2 separate regions of the Homo sapiens genome follow, and region 2 is linked to region 1. The links are chromatin contacts, found by Hi-C in ENCODE. All regions are on one chromosome and are shown on one strand. Each heading gives the region's core, a stretch centred on a gene start or an enhancer-like site at or near the end of the contact. The rest is flanking DNA. Distances are from core to core; before and after follow the strand shown. Region 1 holds the start of IDH2 (isocitrate dehydrogenase (NADP(+)) 2). Region 2 holds the start of SLCO3A1 (solute carrier organic anion transporter family member 3A1).

The links. Hi-C counts contacts between places; a loop is a spot of excess contacts on that map. Pooled maps may share reads with other maps.
Region 2: a map of CD8-positive, alpha-beta T cell shows a loop between it and region 1 (13-fold over the local background). The contact joins the promoter of SLCO3A1 here to the promoter of IDH2 in region 1. A Hi-C loop is called at or near these places in 2 of 168 maps with a recorded cell type or tissue (CD8-positive, alpha-beta T cell and naive thymus-derived CD4-positive, alpha-beta T cell) and 6 of 50 pooled maps.

The regions. Positions count from the first base shown.
Region 1 is chr15:90,099,140-90,105,354 of GRCh38, forward strand. IDH2 (isocitrate dehydrogenase (NADP(+)) 2) reads right to left here and starts at 3,329. Exons shown (of 11, transcript NM_002168.4): 1 at 3,137-3,329. The coding sequence starts at 3,251. It overlaps IDH2-DT (IDH2 divergent transcript), which reads left to right and starts at 2,993. Exons shown (of 3, transcript NR_149130.1): 1 at 2,993-3,239; 2 at 4,241-4,313. RefSeq lists enhancers at 1,755-2,610, 2,611-3,465 and silencers at 2,000-2,049, 2,110-2,199, 2,690-2,759, 3,080-3,539.
Region 2 is chr15:91,850,337-91,856,551 of GRCh38, forward strand. It overlaps SLCO3A1 (solute carrier organic anion transporter family member 3A1), which reads left to right and starts at 3,372. Exons shown (of 10, transcript NM_013272.4): 1 at 3,372-3,752. The coding sequence starts at 3,573. RefSeq lists silencers at 2,794-2,968, 2,837-2,976.

The DNA.
Region 1 (6,215 bases), core at 2,079-4,578:
ATAAGATGGAAATCAGGTAACGATACTCCTCTCAAAACCCTGCAAAGTAAAAGCGAAAGCTCTCAAAAATGGCCTGTGAGCCCTCTACAGACCCCACTGCCGAACCTCATCCTGTCACTCCACCTGGTGCCTGCTGAGCCAGCCTTCGCACCATCCTCTCTGCTCTTCCATCATGCCCTTGGCACCTGCGAGTCCCTCTTCCCCCAATACCGAAAATGGCCTGCTTCCTCCCCTCCTCAGCGATTCCTTCAGTGAGGACTTTTCTGGCTGCCCTATACAAACTTTTGTGCACACACCTTTCTTGCCTGTTTCTCCTTAGCTCTTCTCTTTTTGGGGGGAGAAGGGGGAGGCAGGGTCTTGCTTTGTCACCCAGGCTAGAGTGCAGTGGCACAATTGTACCTCACTGCAGCCTTGACCTCCTGGGCTCAAATGATCCTCCTGAGTAGCTAAGACCACAGACATGCACCATCGTGCCTGGCTAATTTTATTTTTTATTTTTGTAGAGATGGGGTCTCACTATATTGCCCAGGCTGGTCTGGAGCTCCCAGCCTCAAGCAATCCTCCCACCTCAGCCCCCCAAAATTCTGGGATTACAGGTGTAAGCCACAGTGCCTGGCCTTCCTTAGCTCTTGTACCCATATATCATACTAGTCAACATCTATCTTGCTTACTGTCTGCCCCCTCCCACATCAGAATTTGAGCTCCTAAGGGTTTTGAAAGAGTCTCTGCTGGTTTTATTCCCAGCTCTATCCCCAGCACCCGGCATGGTGTCTGGCACAAAGTAGGAGTATACTACTTTTGTCAAAGACATAAATAAAGGTCAAGTTGAAGTCAACTCCATCTGTGGTCAGGGCTGCCCTGCCCTCACCTTCTGTTTCACTGAATGTGTTTCCTCCCCTCTCACCCATCTGGTATGCATTGCCACACAGGGGCCAGTGAGTTCTTACCAGCAGCCTGCACCAGATGTACACGGGTGGCATCTCTCTCCAGCAATAGGCCCCATGCCCTGAAGAAGCTTACAACCTACAGTGTACTAATATTTGCAATCTGCTGGTATTTTTAACATGGGTTTACAGAGTATAAACCCCAGGGAAGGCCACAGACCCTGGCTTCCAGTAATCTGAGAGCAGTTTCCAGCACCTCATACCCTGAATGGAACCAGCCCAAGGGCCCTCAACTTCACACAGAAGATGTGGGAGCAGGCCTCAGCCATTCCAAAGAGGCTTTTCCTCAGTACCTACTAGGCCTAAACACAACCACCCCAATCAGCTCTGGCAGGGCAGCTAGGGCCTTATCTGACGTGGCAGAAAGATCTGCACACTTAAGGGGCAAGAATTAAGAAGTTTCTGGGTTAGGAGTGAAGGAAGGCTAGATAAGTAATTCTGCCACTGAGCCGTTCACAGAACTGGTCCGCACTGCCCCAAGCTCTAACTTACCAGAAACATCACCAGCAGTCGCTGGAAGCCTATGGCGTTGCAAAATAGGAAAAGATGCGTGCAGGAATTACCAGGCAGCAAAGACACGGGGCTCTTTTAGCCCCAAAATATTCTTTCCTTGTCATCAAGGGGAATGCCAAGTATTCTGTCTCCAGCTGCGTTGCCAGGTAACAAGCTGGCAGAGTCGCAACTGTAGAGTCTGATGTCCAACTCCAACACCAAGCAATTTCCCCATTCATAACCAACCCACATGGGGACTTCTAGAAGGGCCTGCAACTGACTGCTTTTTCTGTATCCAAATTCAGGACCCTTAAAAGGCGCTTTGTGTTCCTGTTTGTGTGTGTTTTTCGGGTTGTTTGTTTCTTTTTTTTTTTTTTACCATCAAGGCAGAAAAAAAGGGAGAATTAAAGAATGTGGCTAACTTCCACCATATTTTTGCTGAAGGTGGTGTGCTATATGGGAATCTTTGGGTCCTGGGGCACTTGGAACCTGGGAGTTGTTGGGCAGATCCCTGAGGTAGATTCCCAGAGGTACAAAAGCAGACATGCCCCTTTCTCCTTGGCAGGGAAGGTAGGACTGGGGCCCAAGCCTCCCTACCCCCCCGGCTCTAGTCAGCTGCTCCCACAATCCGGTTAACCATTACCTCCTCTGGCCAGGTCAGGGCCAGCGGGCCCCATCCCCTCTTCCTCACTCTCCTGGCTCACTGCAAGGGGCTCCTGGCCAGATTAGGATAGGGGTTTCCATGGCAACAGGCATTAGGCAGGGCCAAGGGACCTACATTGTTCCCTGCCTTTTGTAGCTGTGTTGGGTAGCCAGGGTGAGGGGGCAGGCCGATGCCCACACGCCAAGCAAGGCAGCCTGCGTTGGCAACGGAGGCTCGGGCTAAGTCTTGCTTATTACGACCCGACTACTGTCTTCCCTCCTAAGCAGGGAACTAAGGGTACCCAGAAGCCGTGGGAACGATTCCGCAAAGTGACATTTTGCGCGGGCTGCCAGGTCTCTGCGGCGAGTGAGCCAGGCAGGGAGGGCATGTGCCTGCCAAGGCAGGTCAAGTCAAGGAGAGGCCCCAGGATGGAGCCTCAAGTGCAGCGATGAAGGCGAAGGGGTGGGGGTGGGGGCGGCCAAACAAAAGGGGAAAATTAAAAAGGACGCTCCTCCAGCTGTCGTGTAAAAGGCTCCAAAAATAGCTGACGTGGGCCTGGTATCAGCGCGCGCCTGGCTGAAAAGGAAGGGGAAGTGCATGTCTCCCGCCTCCCAGCCTTTGTCTGAGCAGGGGCCGAGCCACGACCCTCCCTCTCGCCAGGGGAGCGCGCGGGGTGCTCCAGCCCCCCACGGGTGCTCGTCTCGTTCCAGGGGCGCAGGGCGGGCAGGCCACCCTTCGGGTCCGGGACACTCTCAGGACCCCCTCCCGAAATACCTAGGGGCGCGCGGCAGCCCCGAGCCCCCGCCCGCGCAGAGCTGGCCGTCGCCCGGGCCACCAGTTGCCACCGTCCCTCAAGTCCCCACCCCAGCGCCTGGCACGGCCGGGAAGCGCCGGGCGGGGGAGCGCGGAGCGAAGCTGCCCCGCGGCCCTTTGTGCGCCTGACCCCGCCGTCCCCGGGCTGCGGGCTGGCGGGACGTGCTTCCCGGCCCCAGCCTGGGAAGCCGCCACGTCGCAGCTGGGGGCGCGCGCCTGCCTGGACCCTCCGCGCGGCACTCACAGTGGCGCCGCGGCTGCTCTTGCGAGGTGGGGGCTGTCAGGGCCGCCGGCGCCCAGGCCGGCCGCGAGCCTGAGGCTCTGCAGAGCGAGCGCACGACCCGCAGGTAGCCGGCCATCCCAAGCTGGAGAGCGAACGAGCAGGGCGGGAGAGGTCCGAGCGCGCGCCGCTCCTCCCGGCTGCCTGGCCGCGGGCTAACGCTGGGCCTGGCGGGCGCTGGCCGCGCGGGCACCACCGGGGCGGGGCTGCCGGGCCTGCCGCCCCATTGGGCCTTGCCGGGGAGGAGGCGGGGCCAGGGCCGCCGACGCCTCCAGCGTCCCGCGGGAGCCGGGACCCGGCGGCCAGGCCCGGCTGGTGCTTCTCTGGGCGCCGCTGAAAGCCCAGCTCCGCAGGAGCTACAGGCGTGAGACCCACCGGGACCCGCGAGCGGGATCAGGGCTGGGGGATTAGCAGAGCCGCTTGCGAGGCTGACCCTCTCCAGGATGCCCCATGTAAACCTGGATGTCAGTTTCTGACGCTTTAGCTTAAACCCAAAAGCCAATCTGAGCGAACTCTTGCTTCCCTCGCCTGCCGGGCTGAACCCAAAGGCGCATTAGCCCAGTGCGGCTGCTTCATTCTTGAGCTAAGACCGCCGGCGGCGTCTGCGCCTCCGCGAGTCCGCTGTCAGGTCCAGCTGGTGTAGAGAGAGTTGAAATCTCACTTTGGGCCGGGCGCGGTGGCTCACGTCTGTAATCCTAGAACTTTTGGGAGGTCGAGGCAGGCGGATCACTTGAAGTCAGGAGTTCGAGACCAGGCTGGCTAACATAATGAAACCCCTGTCTCTACTAAAAATACAAAAATTGATCGGGCATGGTGGCGCGCGCCTGTAATCCCAGCTACTCAGGAGGCTGAGGCGGGAGAATCACTTGAACCTGAGAGGCAGAGATTGCAGTGAGCTGAGATCATGCCACTGCACTCCAGCCTGGGCAACAGAGTGAGACTCCGTCTCAAAAAAAAAAAAAAAAAACCACGAAAAAAGAAATATGATTGGACCAGAAGGCCAATAACCTGAGTGGGGAAACCCAGCAAGTCCTGTCCGTGTAGATTCTTCTTGACCTTTCTCTGCAGCATTCCTTCCTTCTGAGTACGGGGCAGGACTCTCTCTGGGATGGAGGGGTCTTAGGACCTGCAAGCAAACAAGGTAGGTCAGATAATTTATGGCCAGTTTTTACCCAGAAATGTGTGGGAGAAAGAGTAATATTTTTGGGTTCGATGTCTGGCTTTGGGGGAGAAGGGCTCTGGTTTCTATGACCTGCCTTGAGGAAGAAGGATTCCAGTTTCTATGGCTGGCCTCGGAGGAGAGTGAGGGGCCAAAGACAGGAGGGAGGGAGAGGGTCAGAGAGAGCTGCTCCTGAGGCCTGCATTTTGGGGTGTTGTTTTCTGAGACCCTAGAGTAGTCAAACAGCCACAGTAGAAACAGTTCCATTTTTGCCTGTTTGCATATAAAAGATGGGTTTGTTTGTTTGTTTTAATTAAAAATAGAGATGGGGGGATCTCACTATGTTGCCCAGGCTGGTCTCCAGCTCCTAAGCTTAAATGATCCTCCCGCCTCGGCCTCGCAAAGCACTGGGATTACAGGTGTGAGCCACTGCACCTGGCCACAAAAGACAGTTGTAATTGATTCTGCCACAAACAAAGTTTCTCTCTTCATCTGTTTTCTTAAACTAAGACACCAGCTGAGGGCTGGGTTTTATTTGGAAAAACCTGACCTCTTTCCCTTCTCTGCTTTCCCAGTCACGCTAATTCACTCCAAATAGGAGCAACCTTTCTCTTCTGTGTTCTCAGCCCTCCCCTCCACTACCTCACAGTCAACATTGCCAGGTGGAGCTGGACCAGGAAGGTGACCTTCAACTAGTGACTTCAAAGCTCCCCTCACCAAGTCCTAGCCGGCAGAACTACTACTCTGGCCATGGGATCCAGAAGGCTGAGCCCAAGGGAGGGCTGCTTTTGGGCCCCCCAGAGTCTGAGGCCTCTGTCAAAGGCCTGGTCTTGGGCCAGCTTGTGCCAGAAAGACCCCTTATCCCTTTGACTCTGTTCAGAATTCTGTTGCTCCAAACACAAGTAGAGACCATGGAAGCCTCTGGCATTTGACTTTCCTGCCAACCTGGTATTATCAGGTGCCTGGATCTCAATGTCCACACCTGTAAACTGGAAGACTGGACCCCTGAAGATCCTTCTGGTCCAAACAATCAGACTTACGTATGTCAGCCACCCATACTGCCACCTCTGAAATGGCGGTAATGAAATTGCTGTCCCCCTCCCCCCACCAAGGACTTGCCCCTTTCTCTGCATGTTGGACTCATATCTCAGAGGCCTGGCCAGAGGCAGCACTGTAGGTGTGTTCCAGAGTCTGGTCTTTGCCTGCTGAGGGATCAGAGGGGGAGCACTTGTGTGCCTTGTAAGCACAGCAGCAGCTGGAGGCAATTGAGGCAAAATCTTTAAACGGATTCTAACTACCTGCCTCCCAGGGCCCCAGCTCCACGCCAGCCTTTCCCGTAAATCCTGTTTGGTGAGGCAGCTGATGCCAGCTCCATTTGGCTCGTAGAGGTTACCACACTTGCTCAATGTCACACTGCTGGGAAGCAGTAAAACTCCAGTTCAAATCAACATACCTGGCCCATATTCCATTACTGTTTTTTTGTTTTTTCCGAGACAGGGTCTCACTCTGTTGCCCAGGCTGGAGTGCAATGGTATGATCATGGCTCCCTGAAGCCTCGACCTCCCGGGCTCAAGTGATCCTCCCACCTTAGCCTCCTCAGTAGCTTGGACAACAAGAACATGCAACCATGCCCGGCTAATTTTTTTTCTGTTACTTTTTGAAGGAGAAAGAGGGAGAAACCACAGCCCCTATTTATTGTGCTGGTCTGGAATTCCTGGTGATGGTAACTATTGGCCCTGAAAGCTGCTGCAGAGAAAGATGGTGTTTAAAGGAAAGGGGCTCAGATCCTCCCATCTGGGGTCAGTGGAATTGAAAATTTCCACCCCTCCACATTTTCAATCAAACCCCAATTTGTCATTGAATTTAGGTCACGTGCAAGTTCCC
Region 2 (6,215 bases), core at 2,122-4,621, 1.8 Mb after region 1:
TGCTGATTGGTCCATTTTACAAACCTCTAGCTAGCTACAGAGCACCGATTGGTGCGTTTTTACAGAGCACTGATTGGTGCATTTTACAAACCTCTAGCTAGCTACAGAGTGCTGATTGGTGCATTTTACAATGCTCTTGTGAGACAGAAAAGTTCTCCAAGTCCCCATCCGACCCAGGAAGTCCAGCTGGCTTCACCTCTCACTCCCACCAATTTGGGGTGGCAAATGTAGACTCAATTCCTGCCACTTGCTGGCGGTGAGCTCCCAAAATCCACCTACTGTTGTTTCTTTTGAGAAAAAAAAGGGGCTAATAAGACCAGCTCTCCCTGTTGTAAGCTTCAGCTGAGATACAGGACATAGAAGTACTTCATAAGCATTAACGTGCTGTACAGATACAAGGATGTTTACTATTTTTCTGCTGCTTCCTCTATCTGCATACGGGGCTAGGGGAATGCCAAGCAGAAGCACTTGGTGCTCATAAACCCACCTTATCATCCCTGGAGCCCTGATCTACAAGTAAATAAAGGATGAGCAAAGAAGGAAGGGAGTTGAACTTGTTAAATTCCTTCTTTCTGACTGTTGTGAGGCCGCAGCCTGATTTCCCTGAGGCTGACTTTGATGATTCTTTAGGCTTCAGGCACCAGGATTACTTTCATGGCTGCTTACCATTAATTATAGGAAGAATCCACAACCCTAATCCGAAATCCTTTATCTGACAGCAAAAGTGTGTGATTTCTCTAAAGACAGCTAATTTTTTAATCTAAAATAAATGGTTAAGCTGAAAGAAGGCTGTGCCCTTCTCAGTCTGTACATGAGGCATTGTGGCATAGAACAAAAAGGGCTGGCCGGGCGTGGTGGCTCATGCCTGTAATCCCAGCACTTTGGGAGGCTGAGGCAGGTGGATCACCTGAGATCAGAGTTCGAGACCAGCCTGACCAACATTAAGAAACCCCGTCTCTATTAAAAATACAAAATTAGCCGGGTGTGGTGGCACGTCTGTAATTCCAGCTACTCCAGAGGCTGAGGCAGGAGAATCACTGAAACCCGGGAGGTGGAGGTTGCCATGGGCCGAGATCGCACCATTGCACTCCAGCCTGGGCAACAAGAGCGAAACTCCATCTCAAACAAACAAACAAACAAAAAAGAACAAAAAGGGCTGGACATGGATGCAAGTTTTGTTCCTTTCCAGCTTTATAAAAGAGGAACAACATAAGTCCCAGCCTCCCCATCAGATGAACCACACTGCGTGATAAACGAGATAATATGTATGTAGTTATAAAGAACCTGGGCTATGATGGCAGACAACCTGGTTTTCAAAGACTTGCCCTGCCACTTACTAGACAAGTGACACTGGTCAGGTTAACCTTTCTAGGCCTCAGTTGTCTCATCTGTAAAACAAGGCTAATAATAGTATCTGGTTTAGAGGATTGCTGTGAGGATTACGTTGTAAATGCGGGTGAAGCACTGAGAATGGTGTCTGGCCATAATAAGCACACAGTAAACATTAGCTCTTGTTATTACAAAGAATGTAAATAAGAGTTGAAGACTATAAAGCACTCCGCACATTTCATTAGCAATGGGGTCACCATTCGTAGACAAGTCTCAGCTCAGCTTTGCAGCTTACCGTCACAGAGGCAGGGAACAGAGCTAGCTTGTCAAGGGTCTTCTCAGGAGGAAGTGGGGAGGTAGCCCATGAAGCAAAGTGATGGGGAGGGAAAGAGGGGGACATAAAGATCCTGCAGAGAAGTTGGCTCCGAGTGATAGGAGGGTGTGGGGAAGAAAGAAGGGGGCAGTAAGGATTCTCATTATAGGACTGGCCGGGAATGGTGTGACCACTGATTCAGGAAGTGGGGAAGACGGGAAGAGACTTCAAGTGTGGGGGGAGCCAATTCAGATAGGAGGTGGCCTAGACAAGGTGAGGGCATCTCAAAGCGACACCAAGCCTGGGTGAGATCACGTCTGGAGCCACAGAAGGATGAAGCAGTTTATATTTAAATGCCATGGCAAAACAACATCCCCACCATTACACCCTCCATTCTCATTCAAGTTCTTCGGGAGAAAGGAAAAATATGGTCGGGTTCATTGCTATTCAGTTTTGAAGTTGAGCCTGCATTTGGACACAGGCGCTTGGGAGAGTGGGTCATTTTCTTTGACACAATTATTAAGGAAACCGTTTTAAATGATTCCTTGAGTCCCCCAATGGCCCAGGTGGAAGGTGCTGTTTCCTGGTACCTGTCCAGCCCTCTGAGCTTTTCTCTCAGCTTCCAAACGCTGCAGTTGAGAACTAGCAGATCCTATTGGTAGTGCCCTGTGGCCCACACTCCTTGGTAACGGTGAGAGTGGGGAGTAATTAGGAGCGGCTGCCATGGGCCAGGCATTCAGGTCAAGGCCGAGGATGGTGGCCAGGGCCACAGAGCCAGGGGACGGGTGGGGACCCAGCAGGCCTGCGGCTGGCCGCTTGCTGAGCGCTCCAGCAGCGGGGCCCTGGGCGGATGAAGGGCCGGAGAAGGCCCTCTGCTGGGGCCGCGGCGATCTTGCAGCGCCTGGACACCGAGGCTGGGGCACTAACGGTCCGTGGGGCTCCCGACGTATTCCTCTAACTTCCCCTTTCTGTCCTTTCGGTCTGGGGCCTTTTCAACACCCCCTGTGGCCGGGGACAGCTGGGGCAGAAACCGGCAGGCGGCAGAAGCCTCAAGCAGCTCTGACCTCTGGCACCTCCCCAAGACCCAGAGCACAACATCTGTCCCCAGAAATCCCCGGGCGGAGAAGAGCGCGCGCCAAGCCCTTCCTGGGTACTCAGTATTCTCCCTTCCTGGGAACAGCCTGCCCTCTGAGGCCTGGGCACCCGGGTTCCCGAGCGCCGGGTCCCAGCCCCGCGGGGGCGCCTCCGCACCCCATCTCCGCGCCCGGCGCAGAGCCGCCAGTCTCCGCCGCGGGGCCCCGTGCCCCGCAGCGCCACCTAGGGGCCGGGCGCCGCCTCCCGCCCTCAGGGGCACCCCCCTTACTCCGCAAGGACTCCGGGTCTCCCCAGTTCTCCCGGCAGCCGGACCCTCCCAGCCTCGGCCGCCGGGCCGCCCTCCGCATCCCAAGCCCGCCTCCCGTGCCTCCCCGGGGGCGCACCGGCAGCGAGGAGCGGCTCGGCGAGGGCGCGCAGCGGCGGCCCAGGCCCAGGCCTTGGGGCTGGGGCTGAGGGGGTGAGAGCAGGCGCGGCCGGCGGGCAAGGGGAACCGGGCGATGGCAGCGGCGGGCGGCCGCGGGAGGCGAGGCAGCGGCGGCGGCGGGCGGCGCGACGAGCCCCTGTGATTGGCACAGCCGGAGCCGGAGGAGGAGGCCAGGGGAGGGCGGAGGCGGGGGAGGAGGAGGAGGAAGGGGCGATCGCGGCGGCGGCGGCGGCGGCGAGGAGCTGTGCCTTCCACCTCTCCAGCCCCGGCAGGACGGGGGCGGCCGCCGCGAACCCGGGGCGGGGACAGCACGCAGCCTCGAGGCGCGCACCCCCGCCCGGCAGCGGCCCCGACACCCGGGGCGAGCGGGAAAGCGGCAGCGGCGGCGGCGGCGGCGGCGGCGGGGGAAGGATGCAGGGGAAGAAGCCGGGCGGTTCGTCGGGCGGCGGCCGGAGCGGCGAGCTGCAGGGGGACGAGGCGCAGAGGAACAAGAAAAAGAAAAAGAAGGTGTCCTGCTTTTCCAACATCAAGATCTTCCTGGTGTCCGAGTGCGCCCTGATGCTGGCGCAGGGCACGGTGGGCGCCTACCTGGTGAGTCCCCGAGCCAACTCCGCCGCGGGCCCCTTCCCCAGCCCGGCTCTCGAGCGGCCGCCTGGCCCGACGAGGGGGCCGCCCGGCGCTGGGGGCAGGCGGGCATGACCTCGGCCCGGCGTGGAGGTTGGCGAGTGGTGCAGAGGCGGCCGCCGGGGGAGCTGCCGGCCGGGGCTGCCAGCGAGCGGGTAGCGGGCGGGACCGTTGATGCCGGTAGCAGCTCGCGCGCGTCCGGCTGGGGCAGGGGGTGCCGGGGGAGGAGAGGCGGCGGGCAGGTGGGCGTGAAACTATTCCTCTCCCCCCATAAGAGCGGAGCGAGACGGTGAGTTCAGGGTTCTCCTTGGAGAGGAACGAAAAAGCGTCGGGGTTTTCAGGTGACCTGCACATGGGAAGAAAAACCAGTTAGCATCCTGCGTCCTCTACTCTCCATTGCATCCTCCTCGAGAACAAATCTATTATGCATCATTTTCTCCGGGCGCTTTCTACATCCGCCAATTACAGGGGGATATAACAGCTTAGAGTGAAATGCGCCCTAGTGTGGCCCTGGCCTGAGCCGGGGCTGCAGGGGGAATATTGCCACCCGGTATCCCTATAGCCCTCTTTGAGCGTCTGGGATAAAGTTACGGTACCTAGAGAGCAGCTGCGAGTTTGTGTAGTTCCTGCTATCCACTCTTAGTGCTAAATTCCCCATCGTGGTCTGTCGCCTACAGAAGGTTGCACCATTTTCCACAATGAATATGTATTTTATTTGCCTCCAGAAAGGGGATGTTAATGCTCAGAGGGCCCATGGGTGCGTAACATTTCAGAGGAAACAGCTTGTAATGACTCAGCACTGTCAGGTACCTACTTTGTCGCTTTCGCCTCCTCTGCTCAGGTGGTCGCAACTTGAGTTCCAGAGAGCGTGCTTCCACACCTAAGTACAGTCCTGTCTAAACGGGAAATTTTTTTTGAGAGTTTATAGTGTTAAATCATTACTTGGCTATTGACCCGCAACTGGAATCAAATGTCATAGACTTTGAGTATTCCTGAGCAAGTTTGATGGAGATAGAATTGGACAAGATTTTGGCCATTGAATAACCACATCCAGAGATAGAACCACGCGTATCCTGATGCTATGATTAATCCCTCATTCCTGGCCTTGGGGTAAAGTTCATGAGGGCCAGACGCTGGGGGCTGTATACCATTCATAAACTATCTCTTAAGGCTCAGGGCTCACTGTTAAAGGGAAATACAAGCAGTGCTTGGTCTCCGGTGTTGAGGAAGTTAGGTGGTTGTGAGAGAGGGGGTCTTCAAACTCAGCTCTGTTCCTGGGGTGACAGAATTTCAGGGCTTTTGAAAATCAAATACATTTCTGTTGCTCATTCTGAGACGAAAAGCGTTTACATCCCGGTCTCTGTCTTGTGCATTCGTAACTTGTAGACTGCAAGTGAACCCTGTAGTCAAAAGCATACCTTGTTTTCTGTTCTATAAAATACACTTATTGTGTCTATAGTTATAATATGCAGTTGCAGACAGTACCTATTAGCCCTTGGAATTTGAGGGATAGGGGATAATTGTGTTTTGGGAGTCAGTTTATCGGCACTTCCTTAGGGGAAATTTAACTGTTAAAATATTTAAATAAGTACATGTATTACAGAGATGCAAATTCACATTAATAAAATATATGTGGGTCTGTACTGTGACATATGCAAAGTACATAATACCTAACCGGGTCTATGTTTAGAAGGAGGTAATTAGTATATCAACAGCTGCCTCCACTTTAACGGTTTGTTTGCCTCAAACCAATTTTGCTCGGTAGAGTGCATTATTCATGTGTGGCAAACACCCGCAGAACTTTTCACCCCAGGAGTGATAAAAGCGTGGGCTTACTATTTTTCGGTTGCAGTGATCTAAGGATTTGACAAATAAATGAAGCTGGGCTGCAACTAGATGAATGGCCTAGCTCCTTTAGAAAGTTAAGAAGCCGAGTACTCCTGGAGTGGTGGACTTCTGGAGGCAGGGCTGGCCCCAGGAGATAGGAGGTTGACTTTAATCCCAGAACAGGGGAATGGCAAGCAGAGGAGGAATTCGGTCCACCTGGTGGCGGCATCCTGGCACTTCTAGCCTTCGCTGATGGAAAGCCTGGTTGGGTGGGGTAGGGTAACAGGAGTCAACAGGTGACTTGCAGAAAGCAGCTGGAGGCCCAGGAGAGGACAGGCCTAGGAAATTGAATTCATTTTGATTACTAGGAGTGGAGGCATAAGGCTCTAAGGGCTCTGCTTTGCCCGGCTGCCCTCGTCTTTGCCTTGCCATCGGAGCCTCATGAAAATAAATAGTTGGCTTGTCAGGGTTGACTGACGCAGCTTGCTATGGGCTTTGCTCTTCTGGGCCACTTCAGAGTTTTCTCTTCATCTGTTATTTGGGAGATGGGGAAAAAAAGTTTGCTCCTTCAGCCATGCGAGACTTCTCTGTGGATAATTGGAG